Regions from separate parts of the Homo sapiens genome. Here region 1 is linked to region 2. A link is a loop called in an ENCODE intact Hi-C map of the cell type or tissue named here. Cell type or tissue: Calu3. All regions are shown on one strand. Each heading gives the region's core, and the rest is flanking DNA. Links, peaks and the distances in the headings are about the cores only. Region 1 overlaps LRRN2 (leucine rich repeat neuronal 2). Region 2 has its middle 7.3 kb from the start of LRRN2.

What was found. Peaks named below come from ENCODE experiments on the same cell type or tissue, not always from the same donor. Only the 100,000 strongest peaks of a DNase experiment are listed, where the experiment ranks them.
Region 1: it touches region 2 in a loop (2.0-fold over the local background); 5 of 110 quality-filtered maps call a loop at or near these places.

The regions. Positions count from the first base shown.
Region 1 is chr1:204,619,773-204,628,098 of GRCh38, reverse strand. LRRN2 (leucine rich repeat neuronal 2) reads left to right here. Exons shown (of 2, transcript NM_201630.2): 2 at 7,881-8,326. The coding sequence starts at 8,107. It overlaps LRRN2-AS1 (LRRN2 antisense RNA 1), which reads right to left. Exons shown (of 13, transcript XR_007066814.1): 9 at 6,886-8,326; 10 at 6,260-6,742; 11 at 5,977-6,144; 12 at 723-1,126; 13 at 1-3. Among named protein-coding and RNA genes, the nearest start is that of LRRN2-AS1, 60 kb to the right of the region's middle. RefSeq lists an enhancer at 7,682-8,326. In Calu3, for the core only: a CTCF peak has its summit at 3,905 (motif pointing right); DNase peaks (open chromatin) are centred at 3,898, 4,588 and 6,528.
Region 2 is chr1:204,688,867-204,697,192 of GRCh38, reverse strand. No RefSeq gene overlaps it. Among named protein-coding and RNA genes, the nearest start is that of LRRN2, 7.3 kb to the right of the region's middle. RefSeq lists enhancers at 2,739-3,690, 3,691-4,644. In Calu3, for the core only: no CTCF peak of the experiment used is centred there; a DNase peak (open chromatin) is centred at 4,672.

The sequences.
Region 1 (8,326 bases), core at 316-8,315, 69 kb after region 2:
TTCCTGTCAGGAAGGAAGGAGGCAGGGGGTCTGAGCCCAGACACTGCCCACCCCATAGGCAATGGAGCCACCTGAGCTCTGAAATAGCCAGCCCCCTCCCTCCCCACTTGCCTTGCCTGCCTTGCTTTTCTTTTCTTCCCTCCCTCCCTCTTTCTTTCTTTCCTTCTCCGGATATTCTCTGAGCTACCACTGTGTCCAGACTGTTGGAAGAACTGGCAACTTGAAGCACAGTTCCTGCCTCAGAGGAGCTCACAGTCTGGTCGGGGAGACAGCAAGCCAGCCAGTTTAGGATGGAGGCACACTAGGGCATCATGGGAGCCCAGGAGATGGGTGCAGGGGGTCAGAAAAGTTTTCCCTGAGGATCAGCAAAAGACTGGCAGCAAGCGGCAGTGAGATGCAGCCTGGAGCTGCCTCCGTGCCCCCAACAGGCTGGCTCGGCTCCCCTGCAGCCTTTTTTGGTGCAGTGCACGCAGACAGCAATGACTCTGTGCTACCTACTGGCACCTTCCACTCCTAATTAAGAAATAATGAGGTAGGCTGCCTTCCAGGCAGCAGAGCTCTAACACTCTCTGCTTGGGCCAGCCAGGAGACCTGGGAAGACAGAGATTCCTGCCTGGGGACAGTCCCTCCCCTCCCAGGCCCAACAAGGGGGGTTTCCTGGAACCCTGACCCCTCTCATTCCAGAGACGAGGGGAGGGCAAGTATGAACAAAGAAGCCTCACCTTTGCCCAGCAGATGCCCTCCAGTCCCTTCCCACCATGACAGCCCTGGAGGTCAGGCGAGCGCTGGCACCGGAATCATGGAACTGGCAAGGGCTGGCGATGGGGTTCGGATCCTGGCTCCTCCACACTCTCGCTGTGGGACCTCAGTCCGGCCCCTTAGCTTCGCGGAGCTTACGTTTCTCATCTGAAAAGTATGTCCCTCACAGAAGGATGGGATGAGGAACATAAAGTGGCTAGCAAATAGAAGTCCTGGTACATGGAAGACACTCAGGAATGCCACATCTTTCCTCTGAGACTTTGCTTTCTGTTAGCATCCCAGTGGCAACAACTAGAGTTGAAGGGACTCATTTTCCCAACAGAGAGATTCTCAGAGTAATGGTTTTCAAGCTTTTATAGCTACAGCCCTAGGCAAAAAAAAAAAGAAAAAGAAAAAAGAAAAAGCCTTGTATCATGTCCCAGTGCACAAATGCGTGTGTATAAAATAGGGGGCAGCATCTCAAAACAATGCTTAGTCTGGCCGCATACAATGCAGTATGATATTTTCTATTCATTTTTTTAATGTAGATCGTGACCCACGTTAAATTGTTTTCATGACCTACTAATGGGTTGTGATTCACAGTTCACGGCAGAGCACCCCTCAGTCCTGCAAGGGAAAGTGCACGGTACTAGGCTCTAGGGACACAAAAATCCGTAACAAACCATCCTTTCCTCGAGGAGCTCTCAGTCTGGTTGGGAAGACAGACTCATGGCCTAACAGTGAGGAAGTTGCCACTGTGGTTTGTTCAGAGAGTCTCGGGGGCAGCTGTGGGAGGAACCACTCTTCTCTAAGGGAAAGCGTCACAGGGGAGGTGGCATTTGGGATGGGTTTTCATGGCTGAAGAGGAGTTGAATAGTTGAAGTTGGGAAAGGGCACGGCAGGCACAGTGAGAGGCCCAAGGTGTGGAAGGAAAAATAGCCAGGGTGTGGTGTGTCTGGGAATGAGAGGCAGTCAGGGGAAGTGTGGCTCTCTCAGGTGAGCAGGAAAGCCCAAAAGAGGCCACCGTACAGGACAAGGCCAGAAGTGAAAAGAGAAGGTAGGTGTGAGCATTTTGGTAGGGGGTGTGAGGTGGGAGAGGGCAGATGAAGAGGGCGGGCATTTCCAGCCTTTGGTGGACGGTGGTGCTGATGGCAATGGGACCAATGCAGCACAGCCAGGCAGTGGGAGGAGATGTTGCATTTAGGACAAGCAGAATGGGAGGAGCCTCTGAGACTGCCGAGTAGAGTGACCCAGGGGATGGATGGTTAGGAGTGCAGGTCTGGGCCCCTCCTTCCTGGCCACCCCCAATCCATCCTCTTGCCTAGTGCTCCAGAACTCTGTGATGAGAAGGCCTAGAGGGCACGGGGGCCAGGAGGTCACCCACATCATCCTCCCTCAAGGCAGCATGGCACTCCCAGGCCCAGGCCATGAGGATGCTGGCCAGAGCTGGGCCCCAAGGCTGAGAGCAATTTTTAGATACGGGAACTCTAGAAAGAGAGAGAAGAATCAGCCTCTCTTCCTGGAGATCACTGGTTAAACATGAGATTCTAAGACGCTATAGCCCACTTTGAAGTAGGGGGAGGAATGAAGTGGATTTAAAGTTCCCTAATGCCAGAGTAACCTAATTCCAAAGACCCTGGTCCCAACTTGTCATGGAAAAGGAAGGGGAATTCTGGGTTTTCAAGATGAAACTGCTTGGCGGCGATAGAAGTCGGGACCGTGGTTAGCTCCAGGTGGGGGCTGGATATTGACTGGGAAGGGGCACATACGTAGGAACCTTCTGGAGTGCTGGAAATGTTTATGTCTTGATTTGGGTGGTGGTTGTACTTGTACCTATGCATGTTGGGATCAGGGACATTTATGTATTCTCCCGTACATATGTTATACCTCAACAATATTTTTTAAGTTTATTACAAAAGTTGAGAGATGAGAAGTATTAGGTATTAGTATTAGTATTAAAATTCATGGCCAAAACCGCAATTACTTTTGCTCCAATCCAATGTATGGTAAGATGAAAGGAGAGGCTGCAATGCTGGGAAGCAACAGAGGGAACTAACAGGCACTTCATGTACCTTCCATCCCGTACTCCTCCCAGCAATTCCAGAAGGGGTGCAGGCATTATCCCCATTCCCAGCTCAGGGATTTGGGGCTCGAAAGGTTAAGTACTTTGCCCAAGGTCACACAGCAAACAGCAGAGCCAGGCTCACGCCCCACCACTCCTCCTTCACATAAGTTATTTATGGAATTCAGACTCTGGAAGAGCAGATAAACGCTGAGGCTGAGGTCTCCTCCAGCTCTGAGGTTCTGGTTGTGTGTGATTAAATGGGAGGTGGAAGTGAGGGGCCAGGCTTACCTCCCAGGAGGAGCTGGAGGCCAGGTATGCAGATGGAGGACTGGCCTTCCTCACCCTCAGCATCCCTCCCACCCAGCGCTTATCTGCTGGTGAGGAGGCCGGAGTTTATCAACGCTACACTCAATTATGCCGCCCATCTCTCTCCGCAGCTTTGTGGGGAGAAGGGTGTCCTGGCACTGAAGCAGCCAAGGCCAGGCAATCGATCACCACCTGCCACCCTCCCTCTGGACCCTCAGCTCCCGGGGGGGGGGGTGGGGGGGGAACCGCCAGGGAGAGGAGGGAGGAGGAGAGGAGAGAGGAGACTCTGCATCCACCAATACCAGGCAGGAGCACTAGGGCTGTGCTGGGGCCGGGGGCCTGAGAAGCAGGGAAGGGAGAAAGTAGTGACAGCGTCTCCAAAACTCTTCCTTCAGACCTTTGCCAAAGGTCTTAGTTTAATCAGGGGCATTGTGGATTAATTCCACAGTTTCCGCTAAATCCACAGAAACAGCCCCGAGAACATAGACCTGACAGGGTTTGCAGCACCAGCCTTTCCAAGAGAGAAACTTGCCCTTGGAGTGGGCAACCAACCCTGCTTCTTGGAATACGGCTCTAGGGCTTTTGTCTCCTGTCCCTGAAGCCCACAGCTGGCCAGCAGTCACTGGCTGCGCAAAAAGCAGCCCCCAGCCCCCATTCAGAAGGCAGGCTGAGGTCTGTGTGCAGCAGCTGGCTCTGTTTGTCCCTGTGGTTCCAGGCCCAGCCACACACACACACAGGAACAGTGTCCTTCCCCACACTGTCCCCCAGGGGGGTTGTTCTAGGCAGGAGTCAAGGAACAGGAGCTGAGGGGCCCAGCAGGGGGCAGGTGCGTGGAGGAGCTGAGGACTCAGGTTTTCTCTGAAGGGATTTGCAACTGAGGCAGCCTTGCCCTCTGCTCCTGTAAAACAGGTGCTGATCCACATTGGCTGGGCTGGTGAGGCAGGATGTAGAGTCAAAGACCCTGGGTTTGAATCCTGACCCCACTGCATAGAAGCTGTGCAACCTCTGATGAATCACCTAACGTTTCTGACTCTCAGTTGCCTCCCTGGCAAAATGGAGCTAAATAATCCCTTCTTGCCTACACACAGGGTTGTTGGGGGGATTAAATGCAATGCGTGTTCTCTACACATTTCACTATAGCAACTCTCAAGCACCTGCTACATGCTCAATCCTACACTTGGTGCTCTGGGGACACAAAAAGCATGTAAGATATGGCCCCTGCCTCAAGAAGCTCGGAATCCAATTGGGGAAAGTATACACGTGACAGTCTGAACTCCTGATCACCCCTGGAGATTACAGATGAAAGACAATTAGCTTTCTCTGCAGCTCCCCGGTAGAAACTGCTAATCAGCCTGCATGAGCGGGCCATGTGCAAGGCAGCCTTAGGTGGTGATGGCAGGTGAGAGGGCAGCTCTGAGCTGCATCCTGGAAAGAGCTGCATGCTCAGCAGTGAGGGGGTGGACTTGTCTGGGCCTTTGCCAAGCCTTGGGGTCAGAGGTGCAGTGTGAACATGAGTCATCAAGTCACTGCCTCTGGATCCCGAGGCCCAGCCCCAGGCTCCCGGCCCAGGAGCCACGACCTCTGCCTCATCCACCCAGCCCAACCAGGGGAGGGAAGGAAGGGGCAGCAGTCTGGGGTGAAGGGGAAAGGCAAGTGCCTGGAGGGTTTCAATGAAGTTTTAAATGGTTCCTTGATCCCCTCAGTGCAGTTGAGCACGGACTCAGCGCTTAGAACCAAGTGTTGATGAAGAAGGGAAACTGGACTCGGGTAGGGTCTAAAGGTCAGGGAGATGCTGGGGCCCAGCTGAAGACCCCTCTCCACCTCCTCCAGCCCTCACCCTTCTCTCCACTTGGGAAATGTCTTGGGCTCTCCTAGTTGTTTCGTGTTTTTGAACCTGCCTCCCCAACTAGCATGGCACTTGCTAACTTATCGAGCCCTAGGAGTCCTAGGAGCCAACTTCTATTGTCCCCTAAGAAGTCCTATAGCTGGAGAACCTCCTGACCCTGAGGGATGACTGGAGCTGGAAGAGAGCTAACATTTGTCCAGTTCTTTCTGTGTGCAACACACTCATTTAACTCCAATGACAATCTCATGTAATACAGAAGGAAATGGTTGCTCAGAGCAGTCAAGTAGCTTTGCCTCAGGTACTTGGGTAGTGAGTGGTAGGGCCGCGATTTGGGTCCTGATCTATTTGCCGGTAGGTCTGCTCTCTCACAGCAGGTCTAGGTGGCAGTCAGGGGTCTCTGGTATGTAAGTGTGGCAGGATTACTGGCCATAGATCCAGTTCCACAACAGGGACCTCTCGGAGACTCAGCTTGTTCCCTCCTTCCTTTCCACCCACCTAGACCACCACAAAATTCCCTCCCTGCTTCCTGACCCCCATACACTGGCTTGGGTAGCTGGGTTCCCCTTGCACAGGTATGCAGGCATGCATGCATGTGTACACATGTGTTTGTTCACACTGAGTTTTACGTGTCGGTGCACACACACCCCTATCAAAACCTCTGTGCCTTTGAAGTCGCGGTTGTTTTTCCCACCTTCAGAAATAGCTGCAGAGGAAAGTGGGAAGTAGCCAAATGTAAATAGGCTTGCTGTGTTCCTGCTCAGGGAACGGGACCCTGCCTCCAGCTGCTCCCCTCCCAAGCCCTAGCATCCTGGAAGCAGGATGAGGGAGGTGAAGAGCCCCTCTGGCCCGCTGAGAGGCACCTGCCTGGATGGTGGCAGGAGACATAGCTCCAAGCTTTCTGCAGCTGCCTGGTAAGGAGTCATCACCCCAGGGGACGAGAACAGGCACAGGGCCTGCAGCTGCAGCATTCAGTGCATCCCAGACCCTCCAGAGGCCCAGGGCAGGGTCAGATCAGACAGACCTGGCAGCACAGATGTGAAGTGTAAACGGCACACAGCCCCCTGGACTTGGGTTGATTCTTGTATCTTGCTGCTCACCAGCTATGTGACTTGAGCCAAGTTCTTTAACCTCTTCAGGACCTCAGTCTCTTAATCTGCAAACTGGAGGTATTAGTGCTTATCTCATGTACCTGTTATGAGAGTCATATGAAAAAAGACATTCAGAGTCTTCAAAGAGTCCTGAGCAATGGTAGGTGCTCAGTAAGTGTTTGTGCATTTCCTTGACACTTGTAGCTAAAAACTTACCTGGAATCAGACTTCCACTCAGGAGTCAGACCAGGCTCAAGAAGGCAACACAGTCTGGCCCCTTTTTGTTTCCATCTTTGGTTCTAGGCCAAGGCTGGACTTGCCTCATGGCCCTGGCATCTGAGAGAGAAACTGGATAGGTTCCTCATGCTCAGGATGGAGGAAACAGCAGTGGCTTGCATTGTTGATTGCAGGGGTGATGTCTAATCTCCTGAAGAAAGGAACTCTGGAGTCACAGAGATTGATTCATACAATCAACACACACTGGGCACCCATCCCGTACTACAGGCACAAGAGGCAAGACAGGTCTCTAGTTAGAGACGTTTTCCCACGGTGTGGTCAGAACTGTGACAGTAGGAAGCATGAGTACTGCAAGAGCATAAAGCCAGCCCCTTAGTCAGCCAGGTGGGGAGGTTTTGGAGAAGACTTCTGCAGGTGGTGACTGAACTTAAAGTTGAGCGTTGAAGAACAAGTAGGAGTTGTCTGGAAGACAATGAGGAGGAGACATCAGAAGGGGTGGCATGTCACGGTAACCTCAACCCAAAAGGTTTGTGTGCAGCGGGTAAGTGGGGTGGTGACAAGAGAAGCCAGGTGAAGGGGCCGGGCCAGGTCACAGAAGGTCTTACCTGCACAGCTGAGGAGCTCAGACCCAGGCTTCTTAACTCCACTGCCTCCTCCTGGGCAACACTGCCAGGCTGTTGGGAAAGGAGAAACACTCCTGCCTCCAGGGTGGGGAAGTTGGCAAACACCAAAGCAATATCCCCACCCAGAAGATCCTGGGCAGCAGAACACCCCAGCCTGCCTGGATGTGTCAGGTCTGCTGCCTTTCACCTCTAGGGTCCTGGGGAGCCCATCCCAGATTTTAGAAGCTGTACTTATTTCCACCAACCCTCACCCACCTCCCACCTACACTGCCAGAGGAACTTCTGGAAACTTATCATTTTATCTTCCATTTACCCAGTGAGCCAAGGAGGCTGGGAGGAAAGAGGTAAGAAAGGTTAGAGAACCTACCTCACATCTCTCTGGGCTCAGAAGGACTCTGAAGATAACAATAATTTCAGCCCATCCACTCTCCTTCCCTCCCAAACACACATGTGCATGTACACACACACATACACACACATACACCTTCCTCTCCTTCACTGAAGACTCACAGTCACTCACTCTGTGAGCAGGTCATAGAAAAGGACACTAAAGCCTTAAGGACAGGCCTGGCCATTACCTCTGCAGCTCCTTTGGCTTGTTGAGTCAAAAAACATGGGAGGGGCCAGGCACGGTGACTCACACCTGTAATCCCAGCATTTTGGGAGACCGAGGTGAGCAGATCACTTGAGGTCAGGAGTTCGAGACCAGCCTGGCCAACATGGAGAAACCCCCATCTCTACTAAAAATACAAAAATTAGCCAGGAGTGGTGGCAGGTGCCTGTAATCCCAGCTACTCAGGTGGCTGAGCCAGGAGAATCGCTTGAATCCAGGAGGCGGAGGATGCAGTCAGCTGAGTGCACCGCTGCACTCCAGCCTGGGTGACAGAATGAGACTCTGTCTCAAACAAACAAACACGGGAGGAGGGGTAGATACTGCTTCTCTGCAACCTCCTTAACTCTGCATCCTCTTCTTCCAGGGCTGCCCCTGATGGGGCCTGGCAATGACTGAGCAGGCCCAGCCCCAGAGGACAAGGAAGAGAAGGCATATTGAGGAGGGCAAGAAGTGACGCCCGGTGTAGAATGACTGCCCTGGGAGGGTGGTTCCTTGGGCCCTGGCAGGGTTGCTGACCCTTACCCTGCAAAACACAAAGAGCAGGACTCCAGACTCTTCTTGTGAATGGTCCCCTGCCCTGCAGCTCCACCATGAGGCTTCTCGTGGCCCCACTCTTGCTAGCTTGGGTGGCTGGTGCCACTGCCGCTGTGCCCGTGGTACCCTGGCATGTTCCCTGCCCCCCTCAGTGTGCCTGCCAGATCCGGCCCTGGTATACGCCCCGCTCGTCCTACCGCGAGGCTACCACTGTGGACTGCAATGACCTATTCCTGACGGCAGTCCCCCCGGCACTCCCCGCAGGCACACAGACCC
Region 2 (8,326 bases), core at 145-8,144:
AGTGAAACAGCTGGTGTCAGTCAGTTTGAAGACCCCCACCGAGGAACAGACTCATCCCAAAAATACAATTTCTTTATCTCCCCGTCCCATGACTTCTCTGTATTCTGTGACCAGTCAACAATCCCCACTTTGGCTCACTCCAAAACCCTTAAAAACCCTAGCCCTGGACTCCTTGGGGAGATGGATTTGAGGTTTTCTCCTATCTCCTCATTCGGTGTCCCCAAGATTAAATTTCTTTCTCAGCTGCAGCCTGGTGTCTCAGCATATTGACTTGCCACACACATCGGGCCATGGACCTGTTACAGTTACAATACAATCTACAGATCTCATTCAGATTTTGCCGGTTTTAAAGAACTCAATTGCGTATGTGTGTGTGCGCGCGCGCGCGTGCGCGCGTGTGTGTTTAGTTCCATGCAATTTTACCACGTGTGAAGATTCATGTAATCACGCCATAATCAAGACACGGAACTGTTCCATTCACAAAGATCCCTCACGCTCTCCTTTTATAGTCATACCATATCCTTCATCCCCAAGCCCTGGAAACCACTCATCTGTTCTCCATCTGTGTAATTTTGTCATTTTGAGAATGTCTTATGAATGGAGTCATGCAGTACCTTTGAAATTACCTTTTCTTCACTCAACACAATGCCCTTGAGATCTATCCAAGTTGTTGCATGTATCAATAGTTCATTCCTTTTTGTTGTTGAATAGTATCCAGTGGCAAGATGTACCACAATTTGTCTAATCATTCAACCATTGAATGACATTTGGGTTGTTTCCAACTTGGGGCCATTACAAATAAAACTGCTATGAACCATCATGTACAGGTTTTTGTGTGGACATGTGTTCATTTCTTTGGGCAAATGTTTAGTAAGGTGATTGCTGGATCATATGGGTAAGTATATGTTAAGTTTTTAAGAAACGGCAGTTGGGGGTAAATGGACAGTTAGGAACATCTGGGAACCATGGCAGGGGGTCTCCATTGCAGGGTCAGAGGTGTCCATTAAGTCTCGGCTGGGGCCTGGCTGGGAAGGGAACAGATAATGATCACCCTAGAGAGACTGAGACTGCAGCTGACACAGCTGGGACATGACCAAAGGCAATTGGAAGGAAGAGCTATCTGAACTCCAAAGCTATTCAAAGCAACCTACGGAGAACTCAGAAACAAATTTTAATCAGCAGAGTGACACTGGCCTCCAATAAACCTCTAACCATGCTGGAAAGATAGGCTGCCCAGAATGATTCTCAAGCCATAATAGTGTACTGGTAAATCAGAGCCCTGTACACAAACAGCGCAATCAAAGAGGCTTAGTTGTTCACTAAGGAGTTTTGTGGTCCGGCCCCAGCCTCCCTCAGGCTCTGTGTCACGTGACTGGAGGGGCTGCCAAGTGGAGGACACCAGCTCATTCCCTCATTCCCTCAATAAACATTTGCTGAGGCCCTACTATGTGCACAGGCCTCGGACCAAAACCAAAGAAGCCAGTATCTAAACAGGTGGTCACATTTAGAGGTGAATCATAAGTTGTGCCAATCAGGATGTTGAGGACTTCGGTCTTGTGAAGTCCTAGGATACCTTAGGAAAATTACCATCCTACCAGCTAGAGCTTCTTAACACAGAGCAGGTTATAGGGCATGTGGATGAGGCAGGGTGTCAAGGCCTTAGGAACAATGGCTAATACTGGGCACCTTGTCAGGTGCCAGGTGCCTGCCCTGTGCCAGGCACAGCACAATAGTTTAAAAGGGTAAAATTTATGCAACATTTGTTTGTTGAATTTCCTACTATGTGCCAGAATAACCAAAGAAGACTCTGATTTCACAGAATAGGGAGAGCTACTTGGACAAGAGACAAAAGGGTGCTTTAATAGTCTCAGCCCAAGATGGCCAATGCTTTCTTGATTTCCTGTGCTAGAGATTAAGGCAGCCATTCAGCAATTCTCCAGTAGGGAGGGGTGAGGGAGCTGAATCTCCAATTTGGGATTTAAGTAGAGTTTGAAAAAGCATATTCAACATGATGCTATAATTCTATATTTGAAATTAGTATTAAAATAAAATAAAAAGTATTTTAATTTAATTTTTATAATAAAAACTAGAGTAAGTCAGGCTTGATAAAATGGTCTTAGCTAGTGCAGAGACATAGAAAAGAACCAACTCTCAACTGAGGACAAATTCTGGAGCAAAATGCAGTAGAATCCCCAAAAGTATGTATAGTATTTTTGTTTATTACAAAGAAAGTTTGAGTGAAAAGAAAAAATGATTTTAAATATTGTATTGGGGGGTTATCATAATCACCTGGCCCTATGCACTTTCTCAATTGACAGACCCTCTCCCATGCAAAGTCAGAAAGTGCAACCTTCGGAACACCAGTCAGGGGGCCTTAGATGCCTCTCTTCTCATCTCTCTTTGAAATGCTGTCTCCTTCCTCCAAGAAGTCTTTTGTGAGTGTCAGGTTGTTCTGCTATTCTCTGAAGGTCATGCTAGGAAGAAAGCTCCCCTTGCTTTGGAAACTGCCTGGAGCCAGACCTGGCTGAAAACTCCCCCGTGTTGGTGGATTTGTCAGGGGGTCGGCCTGGGCAGTAGGGGTCCCTCAGCATGAAGCATTCCCTTCGCCAAATGCGGTAGTAGGAGAGCAGGAAGTAGGCAGCAGGAGACCACAGGGTCTCCATCCTGAAGCACCCGCTAAACAGCATCTGGCAGCCCCTAAAATGTTCTAAACCTCAATCAGTGGAAAAGGAGCAAGATCAGCTTCTTCTCTTTGTCCTTAAGAAAAAAAAGATACATTCCAGATAATTTCACCGTGATGAAAGAGGAAGAAGCGCTGAAGTAGCAAAGGAAATAAATTAACGCCATCTCAGCTAAAATCACACACAATTAAAACCTGGATCTGAATGTACTTTCCTGTTCAGAGAGAGCAGCTTGAAAATGACATGCATTAGTCATTCACTCCAGCCACCCGACTCAATGTATGGGGATGCCACACCATCTCTGATGGCAGGGCCGCGGGAAGGAGAGGGGAAGGGTTCATGACCCCAGTCTTCAGCTTTCTGTTCTCTCGTCTGGGGTCTGAAAATCCCACTCCTCCATGGCGGAGGTATCCGAGTGAGCCAGATAAGCCAGGTGGGAAGAGACCTCTCTCCAGTGGCCACTTCACCATCTTCCCTTCACGTTGGGACATGCCAAGGGAGAGGTTCGGGTCTGGGGCCCGGGAAGGGATTTGGTCCGAGAGCCACTTATGCGGGCAGGCACAGCAATGGCGGAGCTCCTGCCCACTCTGCCCAGGGTCATGGCCTGCATGGAGGCTACCCAGCATTTTGGGGGTCACCCCCTCATCTCCTGCCTTCAGACAGTCAGTCTCCCTCAGCTCAGGGAGATGGGAGTTTTTCTCTTCTTTCTCCTACTGTTTTTCTTCCTCTTCTCTTTTAATTTTTCTTCTTTTGGCGGGGGGGAAATAAAGAACAATCTTCTGCAAAGGAGATGGATTAATGTGACTGAAAAAAAGAAGACAGAAAAGACCACGAACCAAAAGGTCCCCAGGTGCTGACATACTGAGGCCAGTGACCAGTGACAGGCTCTTCTTCATGTTCCCTGAGGGTAAAATAGGAAGGAATGTGGTTGGTGGCAGGAGAAGCAATAAGAATAAAATATAAGGATGAGCTTTCTGACAGTCAAGATTTTAATCCCTTTGACAAGTGACTCTTGGGATATGGGATCTCTTTTCCATGAAAGGCAGAAGAGTTGTGGAAGGAAAATGAAGGGAAAAAACAAAAAGAGAAACAAAACCAGTGGACTCAGCATCAGAGGACATGGGCCTGAGGCTTGTTCTGGCCTCTTCCTGGCTGGGGGAATAGGCACTGTGAGCCTCATCAGGACCGGATGAGGCAACACGGACCGCTCCCAGCACAGACTCAGGGACTCAGGGTCAGTTTTACCAAGTTGCTTATCATACAGGCCAGCTCCTATGGACAGGAGAATGGGCCAAGCTGACCTCTGCCTGAAGAGCCACTTCATCTAGCAACAAGACTGTCTCCAGGCCACACCTCCCTCAGCCCTCTTTCTTTCTTTCTCTCTCTCTCTCTCTCTCTCTCTCTCCCTCTCTCTCTCTCTCCCTCTCTCTCTCTCTCTCTCTCTCTCTCTCCTCTCTCTCTCTCTCTTCATTGTCTGGATCCAGGCCTCAGGATGCTTGCCTTAGGCCGCCCAGTGGGGCTGGGACTAGGGTGAGGCAGGGGAGGTGCCTAGGCCAAAAGTTAAGGAGGCACTCAACCCTCAGGTTCTGCAAGTACAGGGTCAGCGCCTCAAAGTGAGTGCCTCCTTAAATTTTGTGCCCCGGGGAACTAGCTTGCCTTACCGAGTTTTAGCCCTACAGCTCAGCCCTCTGTCTTTGCTACTATTAGATGTGTTTCTGGACACAAGAAAGAATATAATAGCCCTTGATGAAGCTACAGTCCCCAGGGGGTCATCTGGACTCAATAGTTTTTACGATTCACTTCTTCCTAAGGAGGTGAGAGGAGAGGACAAAGTCAGACCCAAAGCACCCAATCAACAATGCTGTTTGATCCAGGACATAACACTGATTCCCCCTGCCCTGAGCACTCCTGGATGGGGATCCCCACTCAGCAGGTAGGGGCTGGTAGGGGCAGTGGGTAGATGAGAGGCTTCCTTCCCAGGCAGGTAGAGTCTGTGGGAAGTCTGCCATGAGCAAGGCCCTCCAGTGGGCACTCTAGGGAAATAGCAATGAATGATACAGTTCTTTGGGGGAATTTATCATTTAATAGAGAGGGAGGATACCCAGAGAAAGTAACTTTTCAGGCAAAATGCAAATGATTGCAAATAAACATAAAGTGGCATAAACCAAGACTATTCCTGCAGAAGGGAAGTGGAGTGGCGTGACCAGAATCAAGAGTGAATGGGGGAAAGCTTTCTGGGAGGAGCTGAATTTTCTCCACGGTTTACAGTGTTCCTCCAAGTACGGTCTTCGGACCACCTGCATCAGAATCCCTTGGGGAGAAGGTCAAAAATGCAGTTCGTGAGCCCCACTTGAGACTTACTGGGTAAAACCCAGGAGTCTGTATTTTAATCAATTCCCCAAGTGGTTCTTCTGCACACACAGTTTCAGAAACACTAGTTTAGACAGAAAAAAATAGACCCATGGAGTAGCTGCTGGGAAAGACCTTAGGAAAGATCTTTAGACATCCCCATGAGCTCTGAGATCTATGTTGGAATTAATTCAAATATTGGAAATAAGACCACAAAGACTTCCTTCTCTGACAGAAAATAAGAAGGAAAATATAGAGGTCAGAGACAGTACAAAGAGAAAAGAACAGGATTAGGATACATGAAGTCGCAGTTTCTCTGTCCTGTGAACCATTTCTGAAGTGAAATGTTCAGAAATGAATAGAATCTGATTACAAAAGAAGACAATCAACAGAAATAAAAAGGCTGGATTTGGGCAAATATGTTATTCTTACCATATGGGATACCCCATGTGTATTTTATTTGCATGCTCTGGAAATAAATAACCAAGGCTTGATAGTGACATCTGGAAAGATATACGTTGAACACCATGACTCAGCACACACACGTGTTTACATGAAAAAAAAGTATTCATGAAATGTGTCCTGTTTCATTTTCATTTCAACAAAAATTCTTTTTCATTTTTTTTTTTTTTGAGGTGGAGTCTCACTCTGTTGCCCAGGCTGGAGTGCAGCGGCGAGATCTCGACTTACTGCCACCTCTGCCTCCTGGGTTCAAGTGATTCTCCTGCCTCAGCCTCCTGAGTAGCTGGGATTACAGACGGGTGCCACCACACCCAGCTGATTTTTGTATTTTTAGTAGAGATGGGGTTTCACCATGTTGGCCAGGCTGGTCTCCAACTCCTGACCTCGTTATCTACCCGCCTTGGCCTCCCAAAGCTCTGGGATAACAGGAGTGAGCCACCACACCCGGCCTTTTTTCATTTTTTTAAAAAAGTGCTTGCTGCGACCCACTGATGGGTCTCTACCTGCAATTTGAAAACCAATAAAGCAGAAGGGAGGTGTGGGTGATGGGCACTTGGGGACAGAGTCTTCTTGACAGCCTATGATGGGTCTCAGTGAGGTGGGTCAAAAGTCAACTCAAAAGATGCTTGAGAGTCCCTGGGACTGACCTCTCAGGAAGCCTAACTATTTTGTCCTGCCTTCAAGCATCTTCTCAAGATTTTCCTCCTCCAGAAAGACTTTCTAAATCAGCACTCCAAATGGCATTCCAACTTCAGCTCTTAGAGCCCTCTCAAGTGTCCCCCAGTCTTGGTGTATGCGTGGCAGCCCTTAACTGAAAAGTCATGCACTTCGGAGTAGGCCAGATATACTTGCAAGTGGTGCTGGCTGGCTGGTCTGTTTTCAGATGTGCCATGGGGCACAAAACCCTTGTCCCCCAGCTTCAGACCTCTGAGGCCTCCCTTTTTGCCCATACAGGTTCTGAATGGGGGAAGGGTGGTCACTCCAGTCCTTCCCATGGTCCCTTCTACCTAAAGCATTTCCTTCAGGAATCTTCTGAATATGTTAAACAGAAGAGGATTTGGTTATTGCCCAGTTTAACTGTTTTAGATACTCAAATCCAATTTAAGAAATACAGAGTACACTTTGGGAGGCCGAGGTGGGCAGATCACGAGGTCGAGACCAGGCTGGTCAACATGGTGAAACCCCGTCTCTACTAAAAATACAAAAATTAGTTGGACGTGGTGGCAGGTGCCTGTAATCCCAGTTACTTGGGAGGCTGAGGCAAAAGAACTGCTTGAGCCCGGGAGGCGGAGGTTGCAGTGAGCCGAGATCGTGCCACCGCACTCCAGCCTGGGTGACAGAGCAAGACTCCATCTCAGGGAAAAAAAAGAAAAGAAAAAGAAATACAGGGCCGGGTGTGGTGGCTCATACCTGTAATTCCAGCACTTTGGGAGGCTGAGGCGGGTGGATCACTTGAGGTCAGGAGTTCGAGACCAGCCTGGCCTACATAGTGAAACCCCGTTTCTACTAAAAATGCAAAAATTAGCTGGCCGTGGTGGCACGCGCCTGTAGTCCCAGCTATTCGAGAGGCTGAGGCAGGAAAATCGCTTGAAACTGGGAGGTGGAGGTTGTAGTGAACCAAGATCTTGCCACTGTACTCCAGCATGGGTGGCAGAGCGAGACTCCATCTTAAAAAAAAAACAGAGTAGAGGTGTATCATTTATGGTTGATTAAATATGGTGTCTGTGGTGTTTGTGCTTATGCCTATAAAAAGTTGGGCACCGGGACATTGGTGAGGAATGTAATTTTTATGATCACATTGTTTCTGGGCAAAAACAGGTTCAACCTACATCATTTTTACCTGCAGTGCCTTTTCCAGGAATATAACCCAAGATAAATTTGAAGACTCCCTGCAGTTCCACACAGCTCTGCCATCTGCAACGTGTGTCTCTCTGCCTTTGCGGTTTTCTGTGTTCCAAGGGTGTCTGTGGATCCTGGGAGCTCCCTGAGGGCAGGGGTCAGGGAAGATCCCAGTTCTGTGGGGCCGTCTTAAGAAAAAACCCGCAAAATTCCAAATACAAAATTAGGTACAACAGTGATATTTACTTACGGCCAGCAAGAAGATAACAATTTACATGAGCCTTGGACATTCAGGGTCCCTTTCTCCTGACATTTCTTCATTCCATTTACCAGAAATCCTTACATAAAAATGCTTCCTGTTCGTAAACTGGCTTCCCCTCTTCACCTAGGACACTCTACAGTTCCCAGCTTTCATAGCCCACCCTCTCCCCACCATCCTGCAAGTCGAGAAGCCCTAAAACTTGAGCTTCATTCCCTTCACCTCTGCCTCTGCCTCTGCCTTCACTTGTTCTCTAATAGCCCAGAGAACAAGGCTCTGCACATGGGGAGCCCGGGCAGGGGACGGTCAGAGAGCAATGGGCACCCCCAGGCCAGTCTGTCTCACAGTGAGGTCATCCAACCACCTGAATCAGAATCCCCTGGATGGTTTATCTGAAATGCAGACTCTGAGAACTACAGAATCTGACTCTGGGGTAGGACCTCAGCACCTGCATTGGCCCACACTCTCCAGGTGATTCCAAGGTCCACTGCTCTAGTGCCTTACTCTCTGCCTAGTTGGGTCACTGGTGGGGGACAACAGTCCTCATTGACTCCCCAGACCCCACCCCATATCTCCCAAGGAGGCTGAGCAGAGGCTGCACACAACACACAGTGTCGTGTGTGTGGAGGGTCCACTGAGGGACCCTCAGTGACCCATGCCACATCCCAGGCCTCCCTTCTCTGATTCGGCTCATGTGCCAGGCACCAGTAGGAGCCATCCTCTCCTCACAGCCCCC